2 separate regions of the Homo sapiens genome follow, and region 2 is linked to region 1. The links are chromatin loops, found by intact Hi-C in ENCODE. Cell type or tissue: A673. All regions are shown on one strand. Links, peaks and the distances in the headings refer to the core of each region. The heading gives the core; the rest is flanking DNA. Region 1 overlaps DERPC (DERPC proline and glycine rich nuclear protein). Region 2 overlaps CDH3 (cadherin 3).

The links. Peaks named below come from ENCODE experiments on the same cell type or tissue, not always from the same donor. Only the 100,000 strongest peaks of a DNase experiment are listed, where the experiment ranks them.
Region 2: it touches region 1 in a loop (10-fold over the local background); 29 of 110 quality-filtered maps call a loop at or near these places.

What each region holds. Positions count from the first base shown.
Region 1 is chr16:69,118,960-69,128,804 of GRCh38, forward strand. DERPC (DERPC proline and glycine rich nuclear protein) reads right to left here. Exons shown (of 3, transcript NM_001002847.4): 2 at 2,477-2,534; 3 at 1-1,690. The coding sequence starts at 1,469. It overlaps CHTF8 (chromosome transmission fidelity factor 8), which reads right to left. Exons shown (of 4, transcript NM_001039690.5): 2 at 2,477-2,534; 3 at 2,094-2,211; 4 at 1-1,690. The coding sequence starts at 2,499. The coding sequence ends at 1,466. Among named protein-coding and RNA genes, the nearest start is that of CHTF8, 8.7 kb to the right of the region's middle. In A673, for the core only: a CTCF peak has its summit at 5,210 (motif pointing left); a DNase peak (open chromatin) is centred at 5,192.
Region 2 is chr16:68,699,078-68,711,241 of GRCh38, forward strand. CDH3 (cadherin 3) reads left to right here. Exons shown (of 16, transcript NM_001793.6): 16 at 1-1,215. Among named protein-coding and RNA genes, the nearest start is that of CDH1, 32 kb to the right of the region's middle. RefSeq lists enhancers at 594-738, 4,289-4,789, 7,955-8,512, 8,717-8,861, 11,791-12,164, cis regulatory regions at 666, 8,789 and silencers at 5,269-5,563, 8,349-8,643. In A673, for the core only: a CTCF peak has its summit at 5,444 (motif pointing right); a DNase peak (open chromatin) is centred at 5,474.

The sequences.
Region 1 (9,845 bases), core at 1,389-9,388:
ACGAAACTCTTGCCTGCAGGGCCATTCATCCTTGGAAAGGAAGCTGGGTTGAGACCCAGGGTCCCAGTTGGCCTTGTGAAAGGAGCTGGGTTGATACCCACAGGGCCAGCTGGAGAAGGGCCCAGATGCCCGGCAGCTGGCCTGGGGAAAGTAACTTGACCAGGGCCTAATGGGCCAGTAGACCTTGGGAAGGTAGTTGGACTTGGACCCTGCAGGCCAGTGGCCCTTGGGAAGTTAGCTGGGTTGGGGCCAAGTGGCCCAGAGGCTCTTGGGAAAATGGTTGGATTTGAGCCCTGGAGGCCAGCGGACCTTTGGAAGGTAGCTGGGTTTGATGCCAATGTGCCAGAAGACTGAGAAAAGGCAGATGAACCTGCTCCCCTGGGAAAGGGATTGGCATTTACCCCCATGGGGCCAACTGGCCTTGAGAAATGAGCTGAATTAGGGCCTATGGGGCCAGGAGCCCTTGACATGGGAGATGGATTTGGCCCTGGAAGGCCAATTCCCCGAGAGCTAGGACCCGAGTTTGGGCCCATGGGGCCAGGTACTCTTGCCATGGAGGATGGGCTTGTGCCCATGTTTCCAGAAGCCTGTGAGAAAGAAGCTGAATTTGCTCCTAAAAGACCTGCTGCTCTTAGAATGGGGGCAAGATCGAGGCCTTGAGGTCCAGCCATTCTTAAGTTAAGACCAGATCCTGTGCCCAAGAGGCCACCTGCTCTGGCATCTAGATTAGGGCCTGGGCCCAGGCCACTTGGTCTTGGGTTGGGCCCAAGGCCTGGGCCTGGAAACACACCTGACCTGGGGGCAGGGTTTGTCCCTAAAAAGCCTGATCTCAGATTGGGGTTTGGTCCTGGGCCCAGGCCAACTGGCCTAGGATTGGGAGGACCATTCCCAGAGGTTAACAGAACACCGGCTCTCAGGTTAGGTCCAGATCCAGGGCCCATGGGACCACCACCTCTGGGGTCAGGACCTGCTCCCAGGAGACCACCTGCCCTTGGGTTGGACATAGGACCTGGTCCTGGGAGACCCCCTAACCTGGGGTTAGACAGAGGCCCTGGGCCTGGCAGAGCCCCTGTCCTAGGGTTTAGGGTGGGGCCTGGGCCTGGGCCTGGCCCCAAGAGGCCACCAGGCCTTGGGAAAGAAACTGCACCTGTGCCAGTGGGATTCATCCCTCTTGGAAAAGAAGCCATACTTGGGTCACGAGCACCAGCCGGGAAAGGTGCTGGATTTGAAGCCAATGAGCCTGATGAAGCTGGAAAAGGAGATGGGTTCCTTGGAAATGGGGTCAGATTTCCACCAAGAGAACCGGCCGCCATAAGGAAGGGATCCGAGTTCACACCCAGTGGGTGGCCTGTGTTCAGAACAGGACCCCCCTGTGGTCCCAGGGAACCGTCGAGCCGTCCTCGAGGTGGCAGCGGAGCACGAGTCCAAGGAGTTGGCCGCTCTCTAGGGAAAATCCGAGGTTCTTTCATACTTTCTTGGGGACGCTGGTGATAATGGGCTTGGGGCGGGTTTTGAAAAGGATCTTGTCTTTGATGAGTGCTGTCACCAGGTACCGGGTGCCAGTCTCGCGGCCAAGCTCATCACAGTCCTGATCCCCAGGAGTGTGTTTGACAAGGACTGCAAAAGGTTTCTCCAGGTGGATGATTTTCCCATACAGGATATGATGCCCCACGATCAGCACAGGGATTCCCTTTGGCAGAACAAGAACGAGATTCCTGAGGTTCCGGGGCAAGGCCATAACACTCAGGCGCCTCCTAAAGCTGCTCTTGGCAGGCTATGCTGGCACCTCCAATCCCTGGTCTGGCTCTGCCATTGTTGAGCAGCCACACTGGACCACCCACCCATGTGCCCTTTTTACTTTCTAGCCCCACATAGGAGAATTTCCACTTTCAGAAATGTGAGCTTTCCAGATTCCCCAAAATTAAATTTCCCTGCTACTGCAGAGGTAGGGGGAGAACAAGCAGAGAGCATCGCAGATTAGCTAGGCCTTGAATAACAAACCTGAGGCAGTCCTCACTCTGGGTCCTGGGAGCACCACCTTGGTGTAGCTTGCTTTCCTGAGGCATTAGGCAGGGAAAGAAAAGCCCCCTCACCTCAGTGGTGTAATGTAGGTCTCCCAGGAGGTTTCCAGCTAATCCAGTGCTGTAGCGAGCCTCGATCTCCCCCTGTAGCTCCATCAGCACCCATTCTGCCAGGCCTCCAGCCCTCGCACTGCAAGCAAAGGGCTGGCGGTTACAATATTTTTGAGGGGTGAAGGATGAATAGTGTCCTCACACCACCATTTGAGGCCCAAAGGACCTCTTTGTTGGATGTCAAGTTCTTGGGAAATTGGGCAGTGCTAGGCATGGAACTAGAGATCAGAATGCAAGGATTTGTACAAGATGCACCTAAGGACCCTGATTCTTCCAGACACATGGCACACCTCTATAGCCCTCATCATTTCAAGCCAAATTTTAAAATCTCAAAATGTACTTACCTGGAAATAACAATTTGCACCATGAGCTTTCTGTCTTTAAAAAGCAAGTGAAAACAAGCTGTAGAGAGAAAAAAAGAGATTTAGGGTAATAACAACAACAACTAATAATGACACCTAATGCAACCTCCACCTCCCGGGTTCAATCGATTCTCCTGCCTCAGCCTCCCGAGTAGCTGGGAATACAGGCACCCACCACTATGGCCAGCTAACTTTTTGTATTTTTAGTAGAGATGGGGTTTTTTTTTTTTTTGAGACGGAGTCTCACTCTGTCACCCAGGTTGGAGTGCAATGGCACGATCTCAGCTCACTGCAAGCTCCGCCTCCGGGGTTCATGCCATTCTCCTGCCTCAGCCTCCCGAGTAGCTGGGACTACAGGTGCCCGCCACCACGGCCGGCTAATTTTTTTTGTATTTTTAGTAGAGATGGGGTTTCACCATGTTAGCCAGGATGGTCTCGATCTCCTGACCTCGTGATCCACCCACCTTGGCCTCCCAAAGTGCTGGGATTACAGGTGTGAGCCACCGCGCCCGGCCCTAGAGATGGGGTTTCACCATGTTGGCCAGGCTGGTCTTGAACTCCTGACCTCGTGATTCACCCGCCTCAGCCTCCCAAAGTGCTGGGATTACAGGTGTGAGCCACCATGCCTGGCCGACAACTAATATTTATTACTTACTGTGTGCTAGGTACTTTTCTAAGTCCTTTAGACACATTTTATCTTGTTCCTCTAACAATGCCCTAAGTGGGAATTGTTCTTTTACCAATATTGTACATATGAGATAGGGTTGCTTAAAATCACCAATGGTCAACTGTATGTGCAAAACTAATTAAGATCACATAGCTACTAAGGAAAAGATGATATGAACCGAAGACATACATTGCAAAGACCATACTCTTGCTCACTATGCTGATGTGCCTTTCTTAAGGATATTCTTTTTTTTTTTTTTTTCTTTTTCTTGAGACCAAGTTTCACTTTGTCACCAAATCTGGAGCGCAGTGGCGCCATCTCGGCTCACTGCAACCTCTGCTTCCCGGGTTCAAGTGATTCTCCTGCCTCAGCCTCTTGAGTAGCTGGGATTACAGGTGCATGTCACCATACCCAGCTAATTTTTTTTTTTTTTTTTTTGGGAGGGAGTCTCACTGTGTCACCCAGGCTGGAGTGCAGTGGCATGATCTCAGGTCACTGCAACCTCTGCCTTCCAGGTTCAAGTGATTCTCGTGCTTCAGCCTCCCGAGCAGCTGGGATTACAGGCACACAACCACCATGCCTGGCTAATTTTTGTATTTTTAGTAGAGACGAGGTTTCTTCATGTTGGCCAGGCTGGTCTCGAACTCCTGACTTCAGGTTGGCCACCCACTTTGGCCTCCCAAAGTGCTGGGATTACAGGCGTGAACCACCGCACCTGGCTTAATTTTTGTTATTTTTAGTAGAGATGGGGTTTCACCATGTTAGCCAGGCTGGTCTCAAACTCCTGACCTCAGGTGATCCACCCACCTCAGCCTCCCAAAGTGCTGGGATTACAGGCATTAGCCACCACACCCGGCCTTGATCTCTTGACCTCATGATCCGCCCACCTTGGCCTCTCAAAGTGCTGGGATTATAGGCTTGAGCCACTGCACCCGGCCTCTTACTTTTTTCTTCTTTTGAGACAGGGTCTCACTCTGCTGCCCAAGATGGAGTGAGCAAAATCATAGCTCACTGAGGCCTTTACTGCCCGGGCTTAAGTGATCCTCCTACCTCAGCTTCTCAAAGTGTTGGGATTACAGATGTGAGGCACTGTGCCCAGCCTAGGGTAGTCTATTTCCTACTCTGCATGTTTCTTAAAAAAGCCTATGGAGTTTCTTAAGATTTTACTTTTTTCTTTGGTAATGATGTAAGCTTCAAGTCTACCTCCTTGGTTATCAAGGTTCAAAGGGTCTCCCTTTAAAAATAAAGCCAAGGGGGCCAGGCGCGGTGTCTCAGGCCTGTGTTCCCAGCACTTTGGGAGGCTGAGGCGGTGGGTCACTTGATGTCAGGAGTTCGAGACCACCCTGGCCAACACGGTGAAACCCAGTCTCTACTAAAAATACAAAAATTAGCTGGGTGTGGTGGCAGGCACCCATAATCCCAGCTATTCGGCAGGCTGAGGTAAGAGAATCACTTGAACCCTGGGAGGCAAAGGTTACGGTGAGCCAAGATTGCTCCACCCTGGGCGACAGAGTGAGACTGTCTCAAAAAATCAATCAATCAATCAATAAATCCAAGGGAACTGAGAAAGTCCTCCAACATCTTTAGTGAATGGTAAGCTGACTTCTGATGTGATTCTTATCAAAAGCTTTCACCACCTTTCACTTAGATATGAAAATATCTTAGATAATTAGATAACAGACTTTGGCCGGGAGCAGTAGCTCACGCCTGCAATTCCAGAACTTTGGGAGACCAAAGTGGGTGGATCACCTGAGGTCAGGAGTTTGAGACCAGCCTGGCCAACATGATGAAACCCCATCTCTACTAAAAAAAAAAAAAAAAAAAAAACAAAAAATTAGCTGGGTGTGGTGGCGCACGCCTGCAGTTCCAGCTACTTGGGAGGCTGAGGCATGAGACTCAGTGGAACCTGGGAGATAAAGGTTGCAGTGAGCTGAGATCACACCACTGCACTCCAGTCTACACAGAAGAGCAAGACTCTGTCTCAAAGGGGAAAAAAAAAAAAAGGATAATATGCTTTCATTTTATACAACAGCAGCACCACCTGGTGGCAAACTTGGAGTACTTTGTAAGAACTGGACATTTTTGCCTAAAGACAATTGGCTTCACTTTCTGTGATGCATAGATTCATGGGGGGCTGATAGGATCGGGGATAAAACTACAGCTTCTGGCTAAGTACTGTCAATGTATTATGCAGTTTAGTGGAAGGTTATTAGTTCAATGTTTACCACCTGTAGTATGGAAAGTTAATAGGTATTATAATTGTGCTCAAGCTTAGCAAACACCCGATTAAAATGTTAAACAGATTTTTTTTTTGTTTTTTTGAGATGGACTCTCACTCTGTTGCCCAGGCTGGAGTGCAGTGGCATGATCTCGGCTCACCACAACCTTCACCTTCCAGCTTCAAGTGATTCTCTTGCCTCAGCCTCCTGAGTAGCTGGGATTACAGGCGCCCGCCACCACGCCAGGCTGGTCTCGAACTTCTGACCTGAGGTGATCCACCCGCCTCAGCCTCCCAAAGTACTGTGTTTACAGGAGTGAGCCACCACCCCCAGCCGATTTCTTTAAGAGACAGGTCTTACTATGTTGCCCAGGTTGGTTCCAAACTCCTGAGCTCCAGGGATCCTCCCACATCAGCCTCCCAAAGTGGTGGGATTACAGGCGTGAGACACTGTGCAAGCTTGAGATTTCTTTACTGGTATGTTAATCTTCCTTTTGGATCTGCAGCCTTATAGTATGACTCTACTCCTAGAGCACCAAACACTTTGGGAACATGAAATTGGTCAACTCACTAGACTTTTTTTGAGACAGAGTTTCGCTCCTGTTGCCCAGGCTGGAGTGCAATGGCGCGATCTCGGCTCACCGCAACCTCCACCTCCCGAATTCAAGCAATTCTCATGCCTCAGCCTCCCGAGTAGCTAGGATTATAGGCATGTGCCACCATGCCCGGCTAATTTTGTATTTTTAATAGAGACGGGGCTTCTCCATGTTGGTCAGGCTGGTCTCGAACTCCCAACCTCAGGTGATACGCCCGCGTTGCCCTCCAAAAGTACTGAGATTACAGGCTTGAGTCATTGCGCCCGGCCAACTCACTAGACTTTTTAAATTCAAATATAAGTAGCAGCTAACATGTTTTGAATTTTTACTGTGGAATTTTTACTGTGCATATATATTGGTGGTTTCTCATTCAACCATCATCACAAGTCTATGATATAGGTATTTATTCCTATTTTGCAGATCAGGCTACTGAGGCACACACAGATGAAGTCACTTGCTTGTATGTTGGACACACACAGCTGCTATGTGACAGAGTAGAAATCTGGGCCATCTGACTATCTACACTCATAATCACTACACAATTCTGCCTTCCCAAAGGAAAAAAAGTATTAATGAGAACGAAAAAGAATCAAGGCATCAGGCAGGCATGGAGTATATGCAATAGCTGGTCAGAAGGGCAATATGGAATCAAGAGAGCATCCTTGAATTGAGTCAGACCTTCTGCACCAGCACAGATTGTGGGACCACTGGAAAAGGGGTAATACCCAAGCTCAGAACCCAAACATTTCCAAAAGAGGCCCCACCACTACTCTCAACAGAACTAAAAGCACTTTAAAAATCCTTTTATAAGGTTTCTTGAAGAAGGATAACAATTTAAAATCAGAAGGCCTAAATTTAGCTCTCCTGCCTGTAAGTGTGGACCTCTTTACTGTGTAGTCAAGAACAAGTCACTTTGTGACTATGACACCTAGATTATGTCCTATGAAACTATTGCAAAGACCAAATATAACATCTGCTGAGGTGCTTTAAAGACCCCAAGTTCTATTGAGATGAACTAAGTTTTTTGAGACAGTGAGATAAGAAAATCAGCATTCTGACCCATAATTTTGACAATTTAAGGAATGGTACATTTTAGCCACGAATCAAAAAAAGGCTCAATAATGCACACAGAGAAGGGGCTCTTGCAAATATGCTTTTGAAGATGATGTAGTATATTTTCCTGGATGGGTACAAGTGACAGTAAAATACAGGTGGTTTTAGAGAAGCAATAAGGTGTTCACATAGGTACACGGTATATTCTAGGAAGATCAAGGCAGGGAAGGAGACAGAGCCTACTTCCTGACAACCAAAATCAATCGTTAAGCACTGTGACCATGTGCTTGAGAAAAATGCCGAAATATTTTCAGTGCATTCTCCATTTCCTGGACAGTCTCCTGTTCTGAACAGGAATTCAGAACAATGGTGTCGAAAACACATTTGGTTGCTGGGATGGCACAGCTGTACTTGCATACCAATCCCCCATGCCTCAATAACAATGCACACCTTTACACACTGATGCAGGAGGCTCTGCCTGTGTACATCTATGGCATTACCAGACATCTAGCAATGCTCCTGCAAATAGTTCTGTGGCCCACAGGCCTCAGCATCTTACCACCATGCTCAGTCAGGCTGGTAAAAACTTGTCTTATCCTAGAACTATTGGGATGCTGCAGATGTATGTAGAAATGAAGTTCGAGCCCAGCTTCTAAGAGTTTAGTTCACAGGAACTTACAGACTGCTCTGGCTACAGTTAGGTAATTTATACGCACGTGGGTGTATTTACTACTAGTCAGGAACGTAGAGGAGGGCATCCTTTAGTGAATTTTAAAATTCTACTTTAGCACCTTAAAATATCCTGTAACACCTGAATTCTGTTATTTCTTTTCTTGCTCCTTGAGATTCTACTCCACACAACTGTTTCTAGGGCACAGTAGGTAGGGATTCCTGAGTACTCCCCTGAGGACACACCTGATGGAGGTGGCAGGGAGTATATATTTCATTCAGTGTAGAATTGATTAAAAAGTGTATGAGGCCGGGCGCGGTGGCTCATGCCTGTAATCTCAGCACTTTGGGAGGCCAAGGTGGGCAGATAACCTGAAGTCAGGAGTTTGAGGCCAACATAGTGAAACCCCATCTCTACCAAAAATACAAAAATTAGCCGCGCGTGGTGGCGGGTGCCTGTAATCCCAGCTACTCGGGAGGCTGAGACAGGAGAATTGCTTGAACCTGGGAGGCGGAGGCTGCAGTGAGCTGAGATTGCGCCACCACACTCCAGCCTGGGCAACAAAGAGCAAAACTCCGTCTCAAAAAAAAAAAAAAGCATATGAGAACATGCAACCCAATGTGCCCCCATCCCCTTGAGAGTAGACAGAGTGAGTAGAAAAAAGAGGTGGGGAAGAAGTACAATACAAATAAATCCCTATTAGAAATCACAAGCATAACAATGGAAATTATCTGTATAAGAAGAATATGTCTAAGTCTTCAGTCTCAATTCATTCCAGCAACACTGAAAGACGACTAGAGCAATTTCTAGTTGTTTGTTCTAAGATGGGGCTTGTTTAGAAATTGCAGCTCTATCAAGAGCATCTGAAGGCACGATTTGATGAATACGCTATACATGAAGTCAAGAAACTAAAAGAGAGTCAGTGGAAGAGCTCTCCCGGCAACTTTTTTTTTTTTTTTTTTTTTTTTGTGAGACAGTGTCTCCCTCTGTTGCCCAGGCTGGAGTGCAGTGGCTCGATCTCAGCTCATTGCAACCTCTGTCTCCCAGGTTCAAGTGATTCTCCTGCCTCAGCCTCCCAAGTAGCTGGGACTACAGGCGCCCGCCACCACACCCGGCAACTTTTTGTATTTTTAGTAGAGACAGGGTTTCACCATCTTGGCCAGGCTAGTCTCGAACTCCTGACCTCAAGTGATCTGCCCACCTTGGCCTTCCAAAGTGTTGGGATTACAGGCGTGAACCACCGTGCCCGGCCAAATTTCTCTTTCTTCTTTTTTTGAGACAGAGTCTCACTCTGTCACTCAGGCTGGAGTGCAGTGGCGCAATCTCGGCTCACTGCAACCTCCGCTGCCCAGGATCAGGGGATTCTCCTGCCTCAGCCTCCCGAGTAACTGGAATTACAGGCACCTGCCACCGCGCCTTGCTGATTTTTGTATTTTTAGTAGAGATGGGGTTTCACCCTATTAGTCAGGCTGGTCTTGAACTCCTGACCTCATGATCCACCCGCCTCGGCCTCCCAAAGTGCCAGGATTACAGGCGTGAACCACAGCGCCCGGCTAACTATCTCTTAAGAGCAGAGTTCAACCCCAGATTTGGCTAGGACTAACATGTCTTTCGTTAGGAACAATAATTCTAGGTTGACAAGGTTAACTGCAGAGCCAGGGAGAGACTTCTGTGATGTAGCTTTTCAAAAAGATTTAAATTCATTATATTACAGTGTGGTATCAGACTCACAGGCCACAACTCATGTGTAGCCTTGGAAAGATAAGAAGGTATAAAGAAAACCAAACCTTTCCCTGCAATAAATTATGTATCCTGTCCCCAATCTCATGAGGAGGGAAAAAAGTTTTCTACTTGATCTTTATGGGCCTTCACGCAGCTAAATGAACTAAACAATACATAAATTCTGTATTCCTAAGTTAGTCAAACGACTTTATCTCAGTAAAGGAAACTTTTTTCCCCTCAAAAAGGCACCAGCATTCAAAGAATCAATCCTGACCCACAATGGGAACCCTACCCAAAACTAAAAAGCTTTGGCTGTAATCAGACCACTCTAGAATATACCTTATTTAACCAGCATTTGGCTTCTCTCTCTCTTTTGAAATTAGTAACTATTATTATAAAAAACCCGCCAGGCACGGTGGCTCACG
Region 2 (12,164 bases), core at 2,283-10,282, 420 kb before region 1:
TATTGGCATCTAACTCACATACCATACCATTCACTTGTTTAACGTTTACAATTCAATGGTTTTTAGAATTTTCAGAGTTCTGCAAAAAGAGTGGGCTCTGTTTACCCTGCTGGCTTCACCCAAGCTTCCTCTCAATGGCAGGGGATACTCAGGGTCAGCTTCCATGCCTAAGTGGGCTCAGGGAGGGGAGACTTGCCCTCCTTTGCAAAGTCAGTTGCTCCATGAGAGAGAACCATTAACCTCTTACCCCAAGGCTGAGCCCCTCCACAGCCCCAGCAAGGTCTCTTCTGGAACAGCGGCTGCCCTCCCTGCAGGACAGTGTGTGACGACTTCCTCTTCTATGCTGGAGGGGTCCCTGTTGAAAGGCAGGGGTTGGGGAACAGCCAGCTCTGCTACTTGCTAGCACATTTTTTTTTTTTTTTTTGAGACGGAGTCTCGTTCTGTCGCCCAGGCTGGAGTGCAGTGGTGTGATCTTGGCTCACTGCAAGCTCTGCCTCCTGGGTTCACGCCATTCTCCTGCCTCAGCCTCCCGAGTAGCTGGGACTACAGGTGCCTGCCACTATGCCCAGCTAATTTTTTTTGAGTGTGTGTGTTTTTTTAGTAGAGACGGGGTTTCACTGTGTTAGCCAGGATGTCTCGATCTCCTGACCTCGTGATCCGCCCACGTCGGCCTCCCAAAGTGCTAGGATTACAGGCTTGAGCCACCGCGCCCAGCGCTGGCACATCATTTAACCTCCAGTTGCCTCAGATTTTACATTTACAAAATGGGGAGTTTTTGTGGAGATTAAGTGAATTAATATCTGGCACATGGTCCATGCAATCTGTTAGTTGGTAACAGCTACCATTTATTCAGTACTTTTAAAGGCCAGACAGGACTTCGATTATTTCCTCTAAATCCTCACAATCACCCTCTGAGGGGACTTTCTCCTTTAAAGAATGGCCACATTGTATTTGTTTTTTTAAATGACATCTGGTCATCATCGAAATCAAGCAAAACAAAATTAAGAGAACCTACCCAAGATGTCAGTGAAATTGGAACATTCCTGACAATACCAGGGCATAAATGCAGGAATCAGGAATAGGCAGCAGTGATAGAACAATTCTGTTTGTGCCCTTGTTAACGTGAAGTTCAAAGTCATCTTTGCAATTAGCCAAAAGAATCTGAAGTGAAGCTGAGGAAATTGCTGATGTTGAAATAAACATTTCCTTCCATGAGGATGACTAATTCTGTAAAGCGTCTCTGCTCAAAGCACAGACCCTGAACCGGAGTTATCGGTGCCACCTGCTGAATCGGAACCTCTAGGCAGGGCCCTGCTGTGGGTTGACAAGCCCTCCGTGGGATGCTCCTGCACACTCAGGTTTGCTGCCAAGACTCTGAAGGATGAGGCCAAGGAGCCTGAAGCCTCAGACTTTGGATGGAGAAACCAAAAGGAAATGAAGTTGGGGCTGGGCACCATGGCTCACGCCTGTAATTCCAACACTTTAAGAGGCTGAGGTGGGTGGATCACTTGAGGTCAGGGGTTCGAGACCAGCCTGGCCTGATCCGCCCGCCTCGGCCTCCCAAAGTGCAGAGTTATAGGCGTGAGCCACCGTGCCCGGCCTACACACACATTTTTGTACTAAAAATACAAAAATTAGCTGGGTGTGGCGCCTATAATCCCAGCTACTTGGGAAACTGAGGCACAAGAATCTCATGAATCCGGGAGGTGGAGGTTGCAGTGAGCCGAGATCACGCCACTGCACTCCAGCCCAGGCGACAGAGTGAGACCCTATCTCAACAACAAAAGGGTATGAAGTCGGATGAGAAAGCTCACCTGTCCTTGGTCCATGGCACCCTCAGGACAAAGCCGCCTCCTGCCTCTCCCACTGAGCTGGGGCCTCAGATTCCCCTCTGCCAGGGCTGTCTTTGCTGACAGGGAGTGTGGGAGGATTGGGTGTCTCTGCTAGCAAACACCTGCTGCCCGTTATCTTCAACTCCCTTCAGAGAAGCCTGGATAAATCAGAAACTCTATCTTCAGCAGAGGCTAATCATGAAACCAAGCAGCCCCTGTTTAGGCTGGCCTTCCTCCCCTGAGATATTTGGAGGAAAAACAGCCTTTCCCAGCCTCAACTGGCCTCGGTGGATGGATGTAGAGTCCCCTGGCAATGGAACCAGTCACCAGCCCCCGAGAGGTTTAGAAAGAATCAGAGCCTGGGCTCTGTGATGGGGACAATATTAAGTCACTCTCTCACTCTGGGCCTGCTTCTCATCTGCAAAACAGAAGCTTAGGACTCTGATCCTTAGTGCCTGTAATAAGTAAAAACATTTGCATTGGTAAGACACCAGCGCTAACCACGCAGAGTGGACACTAACCAGAAACAACTGATGTGCTGGCCATGATGAGGACCATCGGTCCTTTGAATTTTGTGTTTCAACACTTTGGTGTGCCTCCTTCCAGGATCTGTTTCTCCTGTGCATTACACACAATTTTTTTTTTTTTTTTTTTGAGACAGAGTCTCACTCTCCCCCCGGGGCTAGAGTGCAGTGGCACGATCTCAGCTCACTGCAACCTCCACCTCCCAAGTTCAAGTGATTCTCCTGCCTCAGCCTCCCAAGTAGCTGGGATTACAGGCGCCTGCCACTATGCCCAGCTATTCTTTTGTATTTTAGTTAAAAAATATTTTTGGGCCGGGCGCGGTGACTCACGCCTGCAATCCCAGCACTTTGGGAGGCTGAGGCGGGCGGATTATGAGGTCAGGAGTTCGAGACCAGCCTGGCCAAGATGGTGAAATCTCGTCTCTACTAAAAATACAAAAATTAGCTGGGTGTGGTGGCCTACGCCTGTAGTCCCCGCTACTTGGGAGGCTGAGGCAGGAGAGTCACTTGAACCCGGGAGGCGGAGGTTGCAGTGAACCAAGATTGTGCCATTGCACTCCAGCCTGGGCAACAAGAGTGAAACTCCATCTAAAAAATATATATATCTATAGATATATCTATAGATAGGTATATTTGGTAGACACGGGGTTTCACCATGTTGGCCAGGCTGGTCTCGAACTTCTGACCTCGACGAGTGATCTGCCCACCTCGGCCTCCCAAAGTGCTGGGATTATAGGCGTGAGCCACTGTGCCCAGCCTACACACATGCTTTGCATTATACCTTTTCATAACATGGCATATTGACTTACTGTCCCCAACACATCCAGTTTGGATGTGTTATTTAATGTCACCACAATCCATAGATATTGGTCATTCTAATTTTTTGCCCTTAACAATGTCAAACAACTTGCAGCATCCACTTGTGCAGATGCTTCAAAGCCAGTCCTGCATTCTACGGTGGGGTCGGGGGCAGGAGATGGGGATCGTGGTCCCGGTTGAGATCAGGGCTTCCTTGAATGTGGGGTTCACTCTTGGATGACTGGCCCTTGAAAGCACCCCTGGCACTCATTCTATTAAGTGATCTTTTCTCCCAGACTTTTAAAAGGCAAAGTCCCAGAATCCAAGTCCAACAGAAAAGAAAAGTGGAGCTTTGGCCAGGTGTGGCTCACACCTGTAATCCCAGCTCTTTGGGAAGCCAAGGCAGGAGGATCACCTGAGGTCAGGAGTTTGAGACCAGCCTGGCCAACATGGTGAAACCCCGTCTCTACTAAAAATATAAAAATTAGCCGGGTGTGGTGGGGCATGCCTGTTATCCCAGCTACTCGGGAGGCTGAGGGAGGAGAATCGCTTGAGCCCAGGAAGCAGAGGTTTCAGTGAGCCGAGATCACGCCATTGCACTCTAGCCTGGGCAACAGAGCATGACTCCATCTCAAAAAAAAAAAGTGGAGGCTTACTGGAAGAAGGGGTCAGGGGTACCCAGAGAGCCTTCTCTCTAGCCTCATCCTCCCAGCTTGTATTCTTATGAACCCCCAAATCCAGAGCATTTTGAAAAGTGCCCCAATCCCTCCCTGACATTTTACAGATGGAAAAAGAGGCTCAAAAGATGGCACTCCCTATGGCCCCTCCAGTGGGGACAGAGATGGGCCAGCGGCCAGGCCTCACTTCATACCATGCCTTTTCCCTCGTCACTGACCCAACGATCTTTTTTTCTTCCCAAAGGGACTAAAGGGGCTACAGATAGGCCCTGTCCCCACAGTGCGCTTTCCCAGTCCCTAGAGAGGCCTGAGGAGGGTGGCATGCTCTCATTCCTAGACAGTTGGTGAGGAGCTGGGGCCCCGAATTCCCGGCCCCCCATTTCTAGGCATGGACCTCACTCACTCACTTCCGGGCCCACAAAGGGACTCAGGGAGAAGACCCAGCCCGGGGACTGCTGGGGGGTGGCCACTCAGGAAAGGGCCCTGAGGCGATGGGCCTGCCATTGAAAGTGTGGGAGCAGTCACCCTGGGAAGCCCCTTTTACAGCCCACACCCTGTGTGTCCAGTTCGAAGCTTGCTGGAGAGCTCCAGGGAACGACTCCCTCCAGGCTAAAGGCAGAACCCACCTTCTGGCCTCCCGTTAAAACAATCCCCCCAGCAGAGTACAAGTTCAAATCCCGGCACTTCTAGGCATGAGGCCCTGGACAAACCACATAACCTCTCTGTCTCCGTTTTCTCATCTAAAATGGGGGAGTAGGCTGGGCATGGTGGCTCACACCTGTAATCCCAGCACTTTGGGAGGCCGAGGCGGGTGGAACACCTGAGGTCAGGAGTTTGAGACCACCCTGCCCAACATGGCGAAACCCCATCTCTACTAAAAATTTAAAAATTAGCTGGGCATGGTGGTGCGTGCCTGTAATCCCAGCTACTTGGGAGGCTGAGGCAGGAGAATCTCTTGAACCTGGGAGGCAGAGGTTGCAGTGAGCCGAGATCGTGCCACTGCACTCCAGCCTAGGCAACAGAGCGAGACTCCGTCTCAAATAATAATAATCATAATTAATAAATAATAAAATGGGCGAGTAAAAGAGTTAATATTGGCCGGGCGCGGTGGCTCACGCTTGTAATCCCAGCAATTTGGGAGGCCGAGGCGGGCGGATCACGAGGTCAGGAGATCGAGACCATCCTGGCTAACACGGTGAAACCCCGTCTCTACTAAAAATACAAAAAAATTAGCCGGGCGTGGTGGCGGGCGCCTGTAGTCCCAGCTACTCAGGAGGCTGAGGCAGGAGAATGGCGTGAACCCGGGAGGCAGAGCTTGCAGTGAGCCGAGATTGCGCCACTGCACTCCCGCCTGGGCCACAGAGCGAGACTTCGTCTCAAAAAAAAAAAAAAAGGGTTAATATCTGTAAGGGCTTGGAAGGGTGCCTGGCGCACAGGATACTGTGTGTTGTCACTACTGTTGTGGTAGTGTAGGGACTCACAAGGCCTGCTAGCGCTCCCTTGGTGGAAACTGCACTTCCCAGCAGGAGGAATTCCCTGAGATTCCCCAACCTGCAGGGAGTGCCTGTGTCAGGTATGATTTCCCTGAAGGCTCTTTCCCCACGCCCAGCAGAGGGCACCATTCACTCAAACCACCACCACAGCGCATAGAACTCCCAGCCCAAGCGCCAGGTCTGCAGGGAGGGAGGGAGAGAGGAAGGGAACAGTGGCACTGGCTGCCACATGCCACACAGGGAGTCAGCTGGGTGGCCGGAACGGCCTTGGACACTGATGAAGACAGTCAATATGGAGTCAGTTACATGTTCTCCCGCCTCACAACCCTGGGGAGAGTTTCGATGGTTCCCTTTTATTTAAAGGAAATTGCAGCCAGGCGTGATGGCTCACACCTGTAATCCCAGCACTTTGGAAGGCCAAGGTGGGAAAAATCATTTGAGCCCAGGAGTTCCAGACCAGCCTGGGCAACATAGTGAGACCCCATCTCTATTAAAAAACAATTTTTTTTGATTCATCTGAGTGTGGTGACACACACCTGTGGTCCCAGCTACTCGGGAGGCTGAGGAGGAGGATCCCTTGAGCCTAGGAGGTCAAGGCTGCAGTGAGCCGTGATTACACCACTGCACTCCAGCCTGGGTGACAGAACAAGACCCTGCCTCAAAAAAAACGAAAAAATGAGAGAGAGGTTAATGGCCACATACGATCAGGAAGCAGCAGAGACAGTTTTGGGGTCTAGATCTCCTTGATTGCCAGGTGGGCTCTTTTTACAATTAAGGATATAAACTCCAGTTGCAGATGGGGCCGTGGGGCAGGCAGGCCGTAGAAGGTGCCCTTCAGGTAATGCTTATGGCTTCCTGCAAGGTGGAGTTGGCCTCACTGACTCTGAGACTCTGTAGCCCTGAAGCACAAAAGCCACAGCATTCCCAGCCACTTCTGGGGTCCCCTTGAGTATGTGGCATCATCTAAGGCTTTTTTATTCATTCGTTTAACAACTTCATTGAGCACCTGTTCTGTGCAAGACACTGGTTTTTTTTTGGAGATACAGTCTCGCTCTATCCCCCAGGCTGGAGTGCAGTGACGCGATCTTGGCTCACTGCAAACCTCCACCTCCCGAGTTCAAGTGATCCTCCTGCCTCAGCCTCCCGAGTAGCTGGGATTACAGGCGCATGCCACCATGCCTGGCTAACTTTTGTATTTTTAGTAGAGACGGAGTTTCACTATGTTGGCCAGGTTGGTCTTGAATTCCTGACCTCAGGTGATCCACCTGCCTCGGCCTCCCAAACTGCTGGGATTACAGGCGTGAGCCGCCGTGCCCAGCCCCAAGACACTGTTCTTGGTGCTAGGGTTATAGCAATGCAGAAAACAGTAAAAAAGCCCAGTGAGCCGGGCGCGGTGGCTCACGCCTGTAATCCCAGCACTTTGGGAGGCCAAGGCAGGTGGATCACGAGGTCAAGAGATCGAGACCATTCTGGCCAACACGGTGAAACCCCATCTCTACTAAAAATACAAAACATTAGCGCGGCGTGGTGGCACGTGCCTGTAGTCCCAGCTACTCGGGAGGCTGAGGCAGGAGAATGGCATGAACCTGGGAGGCAGAGCTTGCAGTGAGCCGAGATCATGCCACTGCACTCCAGCCTGGGGAACAGAGCAAGACTCCGTCTCAAAAAAAAAAAAAAAAAAAGAGCCCAGCACTAACATGGGGGCTGCAGGTAGATATATGTGTAGGGCCCACATACCAAATGTGTCAAGATCGACATCACAAACTCCTAAGTAAAAGATACTCTATCTTTCTACTTGGACAGGTGTATCCTCACAGTGATTGGGAGAGCCAGATTTAAATCTGAATTCACAGACACCTAGAATACTGGGCTAGAGTGTGCCTCCGTGGGGAGGGTGAGTCCCAGCCCAGGAGCAGCGGCCAGTGCCCTGCTCTACCCAGCCCAAGCACCATCCAGCACCACCAGGCTCCTTGTGTGGCACCCCAACCCATGTGTCCCAGCTCCCTCCACTGTCCCCCAGCACAGCATTCCATTGACCACCCCATGGGCCTTGGAGTACACACCTGGGCTGTGCTGGCTGCCTGGGGACAGAACTGGGGAAGGCCTGAGGGACAAAGATGCTGGTTCTAGTAGTCACATTTCCTTTTTTTTTTTTTTTTTTTTTTTTTTGAGACAGAGTCTCACTCTGTTGCCTAGGCTGGAGTGCAGTGGTGTAATCTTGGCTCACAGCAATCTCCGCCTCCCAGGTTCAAGCGATTCTCGTGCCTCAGCCTCCTGAGTAGCTGGGACTACAGGTGCACAACACCACACCCAGCTAATCTTTGTATTTTTTGGTAGAGATAGGATTTCGCCATGTTGGTCAGGCTGGTCTCGAACTCTTGACCTCAAATGATCCGCCTGCCTCAGCCTCACAAAGTTCTGGGATTACAGGCGTGAGCCACTGTGCCCGGCCAGTAGTCACATTTCCTTAGCTCTATGAGGAGGGGCAGAAGGGCAGGGTAGAGGCCCTTGCTGCCCAGTCTAAGGGAGTTTTCAATGAGAAACAGTCCATAAACAAGACAAATCAGTAAAATACGTGGTCTAGTAAAAGTGAAGCATGGAGGAAAATGGAGCTGGGATGGGGCCTAGGGAGGAAGGGCCTGGGGGTAGGGCTCAGTTCTAGGAGCCAGGGAAGGCACTGCTGGGAAGGTGGCATTTGGACAAAGACTGGAGGCTATCAGGGAGCAAGTATGCAGTGTCCTGTCTACATAAAAGGAATGGCAAGGGCTAAGGGTTTAGCAGGTTTCAGCAGGGTTTAGCAGGGAGGCCAGTGTGGCTGGAGCAGAGGGACGGGTTGAGATGGGTCGAGAGTGTGTGCAGAGATGAGGTTGGACAGGTAAGGAGCGGGGGGCCAAGGCGCCCAGTCCTGGGTGTCCTCCTTCACGCCTGGGCTGGAGGCTGAGTTCAGGGCAAGGCCCAGTCCCAGGAGCCCTGAAAAAGGCCTGACTCAGCTCCATCCCGGGGCTGGCAGAACCTGGTTCCTCCTCTGCTGTATCCTCAGTCCCTGAGGATGCGGCAGGGCCTGTCGGGGCCTGTGGGCAGCTGCAGAGCTGGCAGGCGGGAGCTAGGAGATTCCTCTCTCGGGGAACCGGGGAGCCTGTCTGAGAGCGCCCTGTAGTCTGGTAGGGCGGTGGCTAAGACAGCAGCCCCTAAAGGCTGCAGATGTGGGAGTGACTCACCACCCTGGCCTCTCAGTGGGCTGAAAGGAGACCCCTAGGAGGCGATGGTGGAAAAGCACTCAGTGTTTAGCGCTGAGCCTGCAGTGCAGTTGGGGATCGCCAGGTGGTCACTGCCAGCCTTGTCCTCGCTTGGTATTAGGCCCTCTCCAAGTTAGAGGTGGGGTGGGAAGCCACCCCTGCATTCCCTGTACCCACTGCCCAGCAAGCGGCAGGGGTGTGGCGGGCCGGGGAGGAATCTGAGAGGGGCGGGGCGGGTCAGGAATGCCTGGGCTCCGTTCCAACTTCTGTCCCCACTGTTGTCCATCCGGTAAACCACGGCCAGCCCACAGCTGACAGGGCAGGGCGCTGAGACCTCTGTGTGTCCTCCAGGAACCTGACGACCCAGGCACTCCAGGAAGACGATGCCCACTAATTACAAGAATGATAGACTGGGCGCAGTGACTCAAGACTGTAATCTCAGCAGTTTGGGAGGCCGAGGCGGGCCGGTCACTTGAGGCCAGGAGTTCAAAACCAGCCTGGCCAACAAGGTGAAAACCCATGTCTACTAAAAATACAAAAGATAGTGGGGCATGGTAGAGGGCGCCTGTAACCCTAGCTACTCCGGAGGCTGAAGCAGGAGAATCCTTGAACCTGGGAGGTGGAGGTTGCAGCAAGTCGAGATCCCACCACTGCAGTCCAGCCTGGGTGACGAGCAAAATTCCATCTCAAAAAAAAAAAAAAGATAATTAGTAGGACTTGAACAAATTAAGCAGTTACCATGTGCCAGGTAAAACGCTGAAGTTTCACTCCAAATCAAACCACGTTTCCTCAGAGCCTCTGCACTTGCTGTGCCCTCTGCCTGGCATGCCATTCCCCTAGATTTCTCTCGGCTCCCTCACGTCCTTCAGGCATCACCCACATGTCAGCCTGTCAGAGATGCCAGCCCTGAAGGGGACTGCATCCTCCTTAGAATTGCAGCCCTGCACCCCCCAATGCTTTATCTTTTCTGTCTTTCTTTCTTTTCTTTTCTTTCTTTCTTTTTCTTTTTTTTTTTCTTTTTTTTGAGACCGAGTCTCGCTCTGTCGCCCAGGCTGGAGTACAGCGGCATGATCTCAGCTCACTGAAACCTCCACCTCCCGGGTTCAGGCGATTCTCCTGCCTCAGCCTCCTGAGTAGCTGGGATTACAGGCACCTGCCACCACACCTGGCTAATTTTTGTATTTTAGTAGAGACGGGGTTTTACCATGTTGGTTAGGCTGATCTCAATCTCCTGACCTCAGGTGATCCACCCACCTCGGCCTCCCAAAGTGCTGGGATTACAGGTGTGAGCTACCATGCTGGCAGATTTTTGTATTTTTTAATTAGGTACTGGGTTTCACTATGTTGACCAGACTGGTCTCAAACTCCTGAACTCAGGTGATCTGCCCACCTCAGCCTCCCAAAGTGCTGGGAGTACAGGTGTGAGCCACTGCACCCAGCCTATTTGTTGTTTTTCTGGGACAAGGTCTCACTCCATCTACTAGGCTGAGTGCAGTGGTATAATCACAGTTCACTGCAGCCTTGACCTCCTGGATTCAAGCAATCCTCCCACCTCAGCCTGCTGAATAGCTGGGACTACAGGTGTGTACCACCACCCCCAGCTGATTTTTTGTTTTTGGTAAGGAAGGGGTCTCACTGTGTTGCCCAGGCTGGTCTCGATCTGGCTTCAAGCCATCCTCCCTCCTGGGCCTCCCAAAGTGTTGGGATTACAGGCACGAGCCCCTGCACCCGGCGCAGAAGCACTCTTGTCAATTAGAGTGCTGGCAAGCAAGAGAGGCAAGCTCAAAAGGTGACCGGAGAAGGGTTCATGGAGGTGCAGTCTACAGTGGGGTGAGCAGGGTTGCAGGGTCTCCCTCCGTCACCCAGGCTGGAGTACAGTGGCACAATCTCGGCTTACTGCAACCTCTGCCTCCCAGGTTCAAGCGATTCTACTACCTAAGCCTCCCAAGGTGCTGGGATTGTAGGCGCCCTCCACCACGCCCGGCTAATTTTTGTATTTTTAGTGGAGACAAGGTTTCGCCATATTGGCTAGGCTGGTTTCAAGCGACCCACTCACCTCGGCCTTCCAAAGTGCTGGGATTACAGGCGTGAGCCACCGCGCCTGGCCTCCTTTTTCTGTCTCCTTCATTTCTAAAGACGGCACCATCATCAGCCCAGCTGCCCAAACCAGAAACCTAAACACCTTGTCCTCAACTCCTTCCTTTTATTGACTGCCCATGCTGATCATCCATGGAGTCCTCCCAGATATCCTGGAATTCAACCACTTCTGTCCATTCTCCACCACCACCTTTGTCCCAGCCACCAGCACCCCAACTGGGATGGCCACAATGGCCTCTGCGCTGGTTAATTCCCCGTTTCCCCCAGATCCACTCTCTTCCCTTCTTCCCGCTGCTCTGCAACCAGGAGGCAGCCCTAGCTGCCCTGTGTTCTGGATTAGGTTGGTTACATTGGGGGAAGGAACCCACAGGAGATGGGGCGGGAAGGAGGGGAAGTGGCAGTATCCCTCCGCCTGCTCCCTCCCTGCCGGGCTGGGTTTGGCACTGGCTGCGCTCTGCACCCTCTATGGCCACAGCTCCTGTCATGTGGACCCTCTTCCATGGCTCCAACACTCCCTGGGGTCTGAAAGGCAGTTTCTGCACTTGCCCTGTTAGGACTAAGGGCTGCCCTGGCTTCCCATTTGCTAGTCTGAGGATGCCTCGCCATCCCAGCTGGTCACCCTAACCGAGTGGTTCTCAACCAGGGGTAGTTATGCCATCTCAGGGGATATTTGGCAATGTCTGGAGTCATTTGTGGTTGTTACCACTGGAGTGGGGGTGCTACTGGCATCTAATGAGTAGAGGCCAGAGATGTTGCTAAACCCCCTACAATGCACAGGACAGCCCCCACAGCACATGATCCTCCCTCTGAAAAGTCAATAGAGCTTAGATTGAAAAACTATGGCTGGGCGCGGTGGCTCACGCCTGTAATCCCAGCACTTTGGAAGGCCGAGGCAGGCGGATCGCTTGAGACCAGCCTGGCCAACATGGCAAAACCCCGTCTCTACTAAAAATACAAAAATTAGCCGAGTGTGGTGGCGGGCGCCTGTAATTCCAGCTACTCAGGAGGCCGGGGCAGGAGTAATCGTTTGAACCCAGGAGGCAGAGGTTGCAGTGAGCCGAGATTGAGTGACTGCACTCCAGCCTGGGCGACAGAGCGAGATTCTGTCTCAGAAGAAAAAAGGAGAGAAAGAGAAAAAGGGAGAGAGAGAGAGAAAGAAGAAAAGAAGAAAGGAAGAAAGGAGAGAGGGAAGGAGAGAAGGGAGGGGAGGGGAGGAGAGGGGAGGGGAGGGGAAGGAGGGGGGAGGGGGGAGGGGACGGGAGGAAAGGGGAGGGGAGGGGAGGGGAGGGGAGGAGAGAAGGCGAGGTGGCTCATGCCTGTAATCCCAGCACTTTGGGAGGCCAAGGTGGACGGATCCACTGAGGTCGGGAGTTTGAGACCAGCCTGACCAACATGGAGAAACCCTGTCCCTACTAAAAATACAAAACTAGCCGGGCATGGTGACGCATGCCTGTAATCCCAGCTACTCGGGAGGCTGAGGCAGGAGAATCGCTTGAACCCAGAAGGC